Regions from separate parts of the Homo sapiens genome. Here region 2 is linked to region 1. Evidence: chromatin contacts called from ENCODE Hi-C data. All regions are on one chromosome and are shown on one strand. The core of a region is the stretch at or near the end of the contact, and the rest is flanking DNA. Distances in the headings are between cores, read along the strand shown. Region 1 overlaps MINDY4 (MINDY lysine 48 deubiquitinase 4). Region 2 overlaps PDE1C (phosphodiesterase 1C).

Region 1 (3,762 bases), core at 802-3,301:
GGAACTTTAAATCCAGTCGATAATTTTTTATTCTAGTTGGAATAATTATGGCATTTATATTTTCTTTTTACTCGAATAACTTCCTTTAGTATTTTTTTTTAGCAGGTATGTTAAATTTTTTTTTCTAGTTTTTATTTGGAAATGTCTTTGGTTTGCTTTTTTTTTTTTGGAGACAGGGTCTCATTCTGTCACCTAGGATGGAGCACAGTGGCGCAATCACAACTCACTGCAGCCTTGACCTTCCACGCTCAGGCAATCCTCCCACCTTAGCTTCCTAAGTACGTGGGACCACAGATGCACTTATTTCCACACACCTGGCTAATATTTTGTATTTTTTGTAGAGACGGGGTTTTGTTATGTTGCCCAGGCTGGTTGTGAACTCCTGGGCTCAAGCCAGCCTCCCATCGTGGGCCCAGGGCAGGTATTCTCATATAATACATGGTGGGGAGGGGCTGCCCGTGGAAGAGCAGCCCACTTCTAAGAGGAAAAAGGGTAAAGCTGAGCCTAAATGCCTTTTATTTTTTATGGAATTTATCAGTCATATAATTCACACTTCCTCCGTTAGGGTGGAGTGATTAAAGAGGGGAAGAATGGCCAGGTGGGCCAGACCAGCAGAGCCTTCTTCAAACTTCTAGAAAACACTGGGAGTTGAGAAAAAGCATCCTTCAACCCAGCAATTATTATCCCCATTTCACAGATGAGGAAACTGAGGCACAGAGAATCCAAGGAACCTGACAAGGTTCTGGGTGGGTGCAGATCCAAGGGCACACAGACTGGCAAATGGAATATGGGCTGGATTTCAGCTCTCTCTCACTGCCTCAGCGAGGCGTCTTTGTGTAGTGCACATACTACACAACTCTACACAGTGCTCTTGATTTGAAACCAGGGCCAAAGTAATCCCAATGGTAAATATATCTGCATCCCCTGCCCTTCCCAACTCCCCTCCATCAGTGCCCCCTTCCCCTTGTTTTTTGTTTAATTCAGTTTGGTAAACATGGGTCTCAGTCCTAGTGTGTACCAGGTCCTGTGAGTTCTTCAAGGGGAGACACACATGTGCACATATAATTCTTCTAAAGCGTGGGAAAGTGCAGTGAGATGGCATCAGAGCTGGCCATATGCACAGAGCCAGCTCCACCGCTCTGTCCTAAGGAAGCTGGAGGAGAGGGAGCTACTTGGGGCCCTTTTTGGGCCTCCAAACATCAGGTTCAGGAAAATCCATGGAAGTCACACCTAGGGGCACAGGTGGGGTTAGGGGGCAGGTGGAGGATGCAACCTGCTGAGATGTTAGGCGGTGTGAGTATCTGTGCAGTCAGGCCCTCCTAACTCTGACACTCCTCAGATCTGACTCCGGGAGCTGAAGGGACTATTTTCTGGTTTATTTTTTGTTTTTCTTCTGTGCCCTTTGATATCAAGAGATGCTTGGAAAATATGTCACCTGGACTCCCATTGTGGGGGTTGTGGCTGTTTGGGGCCACCTGTCACTTGTCGCTGGCTTGTCAGGGCTGCCCTTGTTGGGTTCCTCTCACCATCACTCAGAACCATGGGGACTCTGGCCCTGACTGGGCAGTCCTCTAACCCTCGTCTCTCTCTCCCTCTCGCTAGAGTGCTGTGTTGCGGGCGGGGGCCTTTCTCTACACATTTGTGGCTCTTGCTGTCACCCACACACCTGACCTGAGTAGACCCTCAGGAAACTTCAGATGTAGTACGGAGCATGGGAGAGGAAATTTTTACTTACAACCCCCCAGGGCTAGGTCTTCCAAGCCTCTTGGCTCCTCAGGGGCACTTTGTGAAGGTGGGTTCTTTGGAGGCACCTCACTTGTGTTGCTCACAGCCCTCCGTTGGGGTGTGCTGGCCTGTCATTTGTCTGAGGGCCCCTCAGAGTGAGTTTCTGGACCTGCAGATGGCCACATGGACACTCCTACAGTTGGCTTTCTGCAGATTAACTCAAAACACACCATGCTGGGCATCTAGCAATAGGTGTAGGCATAGGCTGCACAAGTTCCAGCCACTTACTTGCTCAGTCAGCTTCAGAAACCTGGGTGTAACTGTGGTCATGAATTGAGAAGAGTTTTATCCTCCCTTAGGAATTCAACCCACAGCAGTTGCCACAGCACTGACATCTAAGGGTCAGGGCTGGTGAGCAAATGTGTGCCCTGTCACATGGCTTCAACCATGGAGCCGTGGGATCCAGGGGTACCAAGATATGAAGGCCTATGGTATAAATGAGGGTTCTGAGGCCCAGAGAGGGGCACAGACCTCTCCAGGGTCACACAGGCCATCAGGGTCAGGGACCAGATGACCTGACAGTATAGGCAAATAGAGGGGTGCATGTGTTTCCTGTTGCTGGTGTAGCATTACCATAAGCTTAGTGGCTTGAGGACAAACACAGATTGATGGTTCTGGAGGTCAGAGGTCTGAAGGATGTCTCACTGGTCTGCAATCCAGGTGTCAGCAGGCTGCATTCCTTCTGGAGCCTCTAGGGGAGAATCTGTTTCTTTGCCTTTTCCAGGTTTAAGAGGCCACCTGAATTCCTTGGCTCCCTTCCTTCACCTTTGAAGCCAGTGACGTTGGCTGAATCCTGCTCAGGCTGCCTTCTTTCTGCTTTTCCCCTTCCTGCTCCCTCTTCTGCTTTTGAGGACCTTTGTGATTACCTTGGACCCACCTGGTTGATCCAGAACACTCAGCATATCTCAAGGTCAGCTGATTAGCAACCTTGATTTCATCTGCAACCTTAATCCCCCCTTGCCATGTAACCGAACACATTCAGGGGGTCTGGGATTAGGATGTGGACATAGTTGAGGGAGGGGGTCATTTTTATGCCTGCCACAGAGGGCAGCTGTTTGTTGGAGCACTGTACTTTTTTTTTTTTTGTCTCACTATGGTTTTTAAAATATTCATCTACTCTCTCAATCTCCCTTCTGACCACTCTCAAAAGATTTTTTTGTGTTTTTCACATTTCCCCCTGTCTCACTGTCACATCTGTCTCTTTTTTATCTGGACCTTGTGTGGAAAAGGCAACAGGAAACCCACAGCCATGCCATCCCCAGAAGCAGCAGGCTTAGGTGAGGGGAGGATGTCTAGCTTTGGGGCCTGCTGTGGTGAGTCCATGGAGCTTAGGGTCATCATTAATTTCATGAAATGGATTTTGTCCTGGAGAAAGTGAGTATCTTCCCAGAATACAGCCTTGAAGTATGATATAGTCCATGCAATTGAAGTCTAATTTAGACTTTTAAAAAAGATTTTAAATTAAGCATTTTAAAAAGCAGGGTGGAATACATGCATCTTTAGGACTTGTTTACATTCTTAACTTCATAGACTGTCAGTGCTGGAAAGATCCTTAGAATCCAAACCCTTTATTTGGCAGGCGGGGAAAATAGAGCCCCAGAGAACAGAAAGGAAATGACTCACTTGAGCTTTTGCAGGTGTAGCAAAGTTATTTTCATAAACTCTGTTTTCCCTTGTAGTTAATGTTTAAAGCTTTCTTTTTAAATAGGCATGCTCCTCCTGTATTCACTTAAAGCCTCCATCACAGATGTCACTAACCAACATATGATGTCTTGCTCTTCATGTTACAGATCCTTTGGTTTTGGGTAGACTTGATTTCAGACTCTGAATTCCTGGAGTCATACCCTCAAAAAAAAAAAAAAGACCCTGTCAATTCACAGACATACTCATTTATTCAGTTAATTTATTCAACAACTATTTAGCAAGGACCAGCAGTATGTTAAAGATGGCTTGTACTGGCTTCGAATGCTGATTTTT
Region 2 (4,234 bases), core at 1,640-4,139, 1.1 Mb after region 1:
ATGAACAAAATTGACCTAGTTGGCATGGACCGGACACTGCACTAAATTGCTGCAGAATGCACCATTCTTTTCAAGTGTACATGTAATAGTAATCAAAACTGACCATGTGCAGGGTCACAGAGACTCTCAATAAATTTCAAGTAATTGAACTCAGACAGATAATGTTCTGTGACAACAATGAAACACAATTTTGTTATTGATTAGAACCCAAAACAAAAAATGGCTAGAAATATTTCAAGTGTATGGAAATTTAGAAATAGATTTCTAAATAACCCATAGGTCAAAGGTTAAATCACAAAATAATTCTAACTGAACAATAACATACAGCCTTGTAGTATGCAGCTAAAGCAGTGTTTAGAGGAAAATGTGCAGCCTTAAATAAATATATTAGAAAAGGAGAAGTCTAGCCTGTAATCCCAGCACTTTGGGAGGCCAAGGCAGGTGGATCACGAGGTCAGGAGATCATACTGGCTAACATGGTGAAACCCTGTCTCTACTAAAAATACAAAAAAAATTAGCCGAGTGTGGTGGCAGGTGCCTGTAGTCCCAGCTACTTGGGAGGCTGAGGTAGGAGAATGGTGTGAACCTGGGAGGCAGAGCTTGCAGTGAGCCGAGATTGTGCCACTGCACTCCAGCCTGGGTGACAGAGCGAGACTCAGTCTCAAAAAAAAAAAAAAAAAAAAAAAAGAAAAGGAGAAGTCTAAAAATAAGTGATCTCGTTATGCACCTCAAGAAGTTAGAAGAACAAGTTACTCCAAAGACAGTAGGCAATAGCAAAAAATAAGCACAAAACCAAAACTTAAGTAGCAACAAACTCACAGCAGAAATAATTAGCAAAGCCAAAACCTGGGTCTTTGAAATGCTTAATAAAATGGATAGGTCAAGCAAGACTGATCAAGAAAAAAGAGAAATGATATAAATAACCAATATCAAGGATAAAAAGAGACTATTACTACAGATTCTGTGGACATTTAGAAAGGTAAAAGGATATCATAAATTCCTTTCTGAAGATACATTTAAAAATTTAGATGAAATTTTAAAATTCCATAAAATATTAATTTATCAAAATTGACATAAGAAAAAGGTAAACTATTAATAATTCTGTATCAGAATAATGATACAGAATTGTATCAGAGTAATTGATCTACTGAATATTGTATGGGAAGTCTTCACCAGTTCAACAAAGAAAGAAGAAATAATAGACATAGGACTGGAAAAAAATAATATCTTTAAAAAGCAGCAAATAAGTTATTCTAATTAAGAGGTGAATTTAGCAATGCCACTTGATAAACAGCAATAAACAATTAGAAAATGGTACCATTCACAGAAACATCAAAACGAAACAGTTTCTAGGAATAAATCTTACAAAATATATAAAATCATCTACATGGAAAATGGTAAGATATTATTGAGAGAAGTTTAAATGACCTAAATAATGGAAGAAGAATCCATGCTCATGAATTTTAACACTCAACATTTAGAAATATGAATTCTCCCTAAATTCACCTGTAGATTAAATTACAAACAAATTCACCACAAGTCATTTGGTGGAAACCGATTCTAAAATTTACTTAGAAATGTGAAGAATGAAATATAGTTGATGTGGTAAAACAACAAAACTGTTGTTACTATCCTACATATCAAGACTTATTATAAAGCATTTAATTCTGGTCCCATGTCCCTCTACCACTTCACTATTCCAACTCTCTTCCTTTCAACATCCAGCTGGTATGTGTGAGGATGTGCATATGTATTTTTATATTCATATAAGCACAACATAAGTGGACAAGAAAACATGCTACAAGAAAAAAGAAAACAGGCAATGTAAGTTGTTTTTGAACTATCCTATTCTACATGTGATTGTTCCATTCCACATGCAGGGACCCACTCTTTGGATACCCAGTCAAGGGCATCACTGCATACTCTGTCTTGGTTGCCATGGATTTTCTGATGAATATTTCCATTCCTTTGGTTTTCGTGAAGCTATGCCACAGAGGAGCCCTGCATGCTCAGTCTCCTCCTTGTTCTGCTCTACAGAGTGAATCTCCTTTGGGGATATATGTTTGTGGGTGTGAGAGTATGTGGGCAACTGTGTGTCCAAAGTGAGTGTGTCAGCTCACTGCATGGGAACACCAGCCAAAATGCACTGTCAAGTCCAAAAGAAGCCTTCTATTCTTATGGTACTCTAGAAGGTGTTACGACTCAGGGTTAAAGTTTTAATCCATTTTGAGCAATAATATTGACTTTGTTCCTTTGCACTTCTTATCAAATGCAGTACTTTAGAAAGGAGCTCCCTAACAGTCATTCTTGGCCTTATAAATAAGTGTTTCTTAAAAACCAGTTTATCCCCTGTTTTTATTGCCAATCAACTCACACATTTTGTTAAAAGGACATAGCGGATTTTTTTTTAGAGTAAGATTCCAAATTATGCTAAGAAAATCTTTCGTGAAGGTAAACATTCTCTCTCCAAAGTTTGTAGGCGAGCAGACCTTATTGGGAAAGGATGTTATTATGAAAACCCACTTGTTCTTCTGGGTGAAGAAATAAAAAAGAATGAAAAATACAACCCAGAGCATCATTCAGAATCCACCCCAGGCCATGCTGGGGACTGGGGAGAGGGAAGCAGTTAAGATCCTGACAGACTACCAAGAGGTAAGTTCCAGAAGCCAGTGTTCATTTGCAGCTATTCATGTGGAAAGAATCACTGTCACTTCTGCCTGCTGATAAACATGCCACTTCAACATCTGTCTTAATAGACCAAAGAAATGAGAAGAACTAAAAACATCTTTGAATGGCACTAATGAGAACAGGAAGCTGAGCAGAAATGAGAAGCAAGTTTGCAGGAAGATTTAGGAAGGTTGCAACCCATGCCTAGACACGTCAAGACACATCTTTCCATGTCTTCATAGTCAACCCGGTCCCGTGACTCCTTTGCTTTCCTTTTCTGAATTTAGTTCCTCATTCAACCTCAATTGCATCATGTTGGTATGATTATCCAGAGGAGCTAAAGCTCCCTCAGCCAGCAAAATCACAGGAATTCTACCATACTACAAATATAAGTTTTGGTAAGATAAACCTAAGGTTACATTTTTCTCATTTCTACTTCTTTTTTCTTTTATAATAACAGAAATAAATAAATTAATTCATAGATTAAAAACCTTCAAATAATGGCTAACAAGATGCTGAATTGGCACAGTTCCCTTTCTTAAGATTAACTCAAGAAAAATTATAGGAAAAAAACCTCAAAGAAAACCGTGAGAAACCTCTAAGGTGACCTGAGGCTGCCGCTTTGAATGTGTGTGTGAAGACAGTGCATCTTCTTGGTCTGGGACAGGAGGCAGCCCCACCACACTGGGGAGGAAATGATGGGAAAGGAACTGTTGGAGTCTGCTATTGTTTCCCTCCACTCCACTTCCTCCAGGCGCACAGTAGCTGCTCCCACACCTCCTGTGACTCAGAACTCTAAATGTCAAGAAATCCTGGAGAGCTAAATAGGGGTTGTCTGTCCCACCTTGTGGCTCCTCTAAGTTCACCATGGGTTTCCAAGATTGTCACAGAAGGAAAAGGGATGCAAAAGGACATGTGCGAGAGGTTTTTATGAACCAGACTGGAACTGGAACTGATTGCTCCTGGTCACTTCCAATTGTCCAGAAGCCATAGTCACCTAACTACGTCTTTCCAAGAGAGAAGCTGGAAAACACAGTCCTGTGGTAGGCTCAAGAGGAAGAGGTGGTGGTTTTAGTGGAGATCCAGCCAATCTCTGCCCCACCTAGAAAATGCAATCCTATCACCAATACTTGTTTTTTCCTTTAAACCTTTACTTTCTGCTCCTTTGAAAGAGTCAAATGGAATGTTGTATATTAAAGATACTTTCTAACTTTAAAATCCTTTAAAACTAAGAAACGTAATCATCCTAATTATCAGATAATCTCCCAAGCATTTTGACAAAAATGAGACAGTTCTCATGGGAATTATGTTGAGTGAAGAAAGCCAATCCCAAAAGGTTATATACTATATGATTCCATTTATGTAATATTCTTAAAATGGAGGACAAGATTAGGGGTTTACAGGGATTGGAGAGAAGGGAGAGGAAGAGGGAGACACGTGTAAGAAGGGCAACAAAGGGAACCTACTGGTGAACTATTCTATACCTTGACTGTGGTGGTGGTTGTACAAACCTACACTTGCAATTATGTTGCACAGAACCAAATGCATTCATACACACACACACACA

What was found. A loop is a pair of places that touch in the nucleus more often than their neighbours do. Pooled maps may share reads with other maps.
Region 2: a map with no recorded cell type shows a loop between it and region 1 (7-fold over the local background). The contact joins two enhancer-like sites. A Hi-C loop is called at or near these places in 3 of 37 single-sample maps with no recorded cell type and 3 of 50 pooled maps.

The regions. Positions count from the first base shown.
Region 1 is chr7:30,793,265-30,797,026 of GRCh38, forward strand. The region is part of intron 5 of MINDY4 (MINDY lysine 48 deubiquitinase 4); the gene reads left to right. All of the region lies in intron 7 of INMT-MINDY4 (INMT-MINDY4 readthrough (NMD candidate)), which reads left to right. Among named protein-coding and RNA genes, the nearest start is that of MINDY4, 24 kb to the left of the region's middle. Within about 2 kb of position 2,052, at least 7 of the 41 ENCODE cell types and tissues checked have a DNase peak (open chromatin) inside an H3K27ac peak, as active enhancers do.
Region 2 is chr7:31,887,587-31,891,820 of GRCh38, forward strand. The region is part of intron 2 of PDE1C (phosphodiesterase 1C); the gene reads right to left. Among named protein-coding and RNA genes, the nearest start is that of PDE1C, 180 kb to the right of the region's middle. Within about 2 kb of position 2,890, at least 2 of the 41 ENCODE cell types and tissues checked have a DNase peak (open chromatin) inside an H3K27ac peak, as active enhancers do.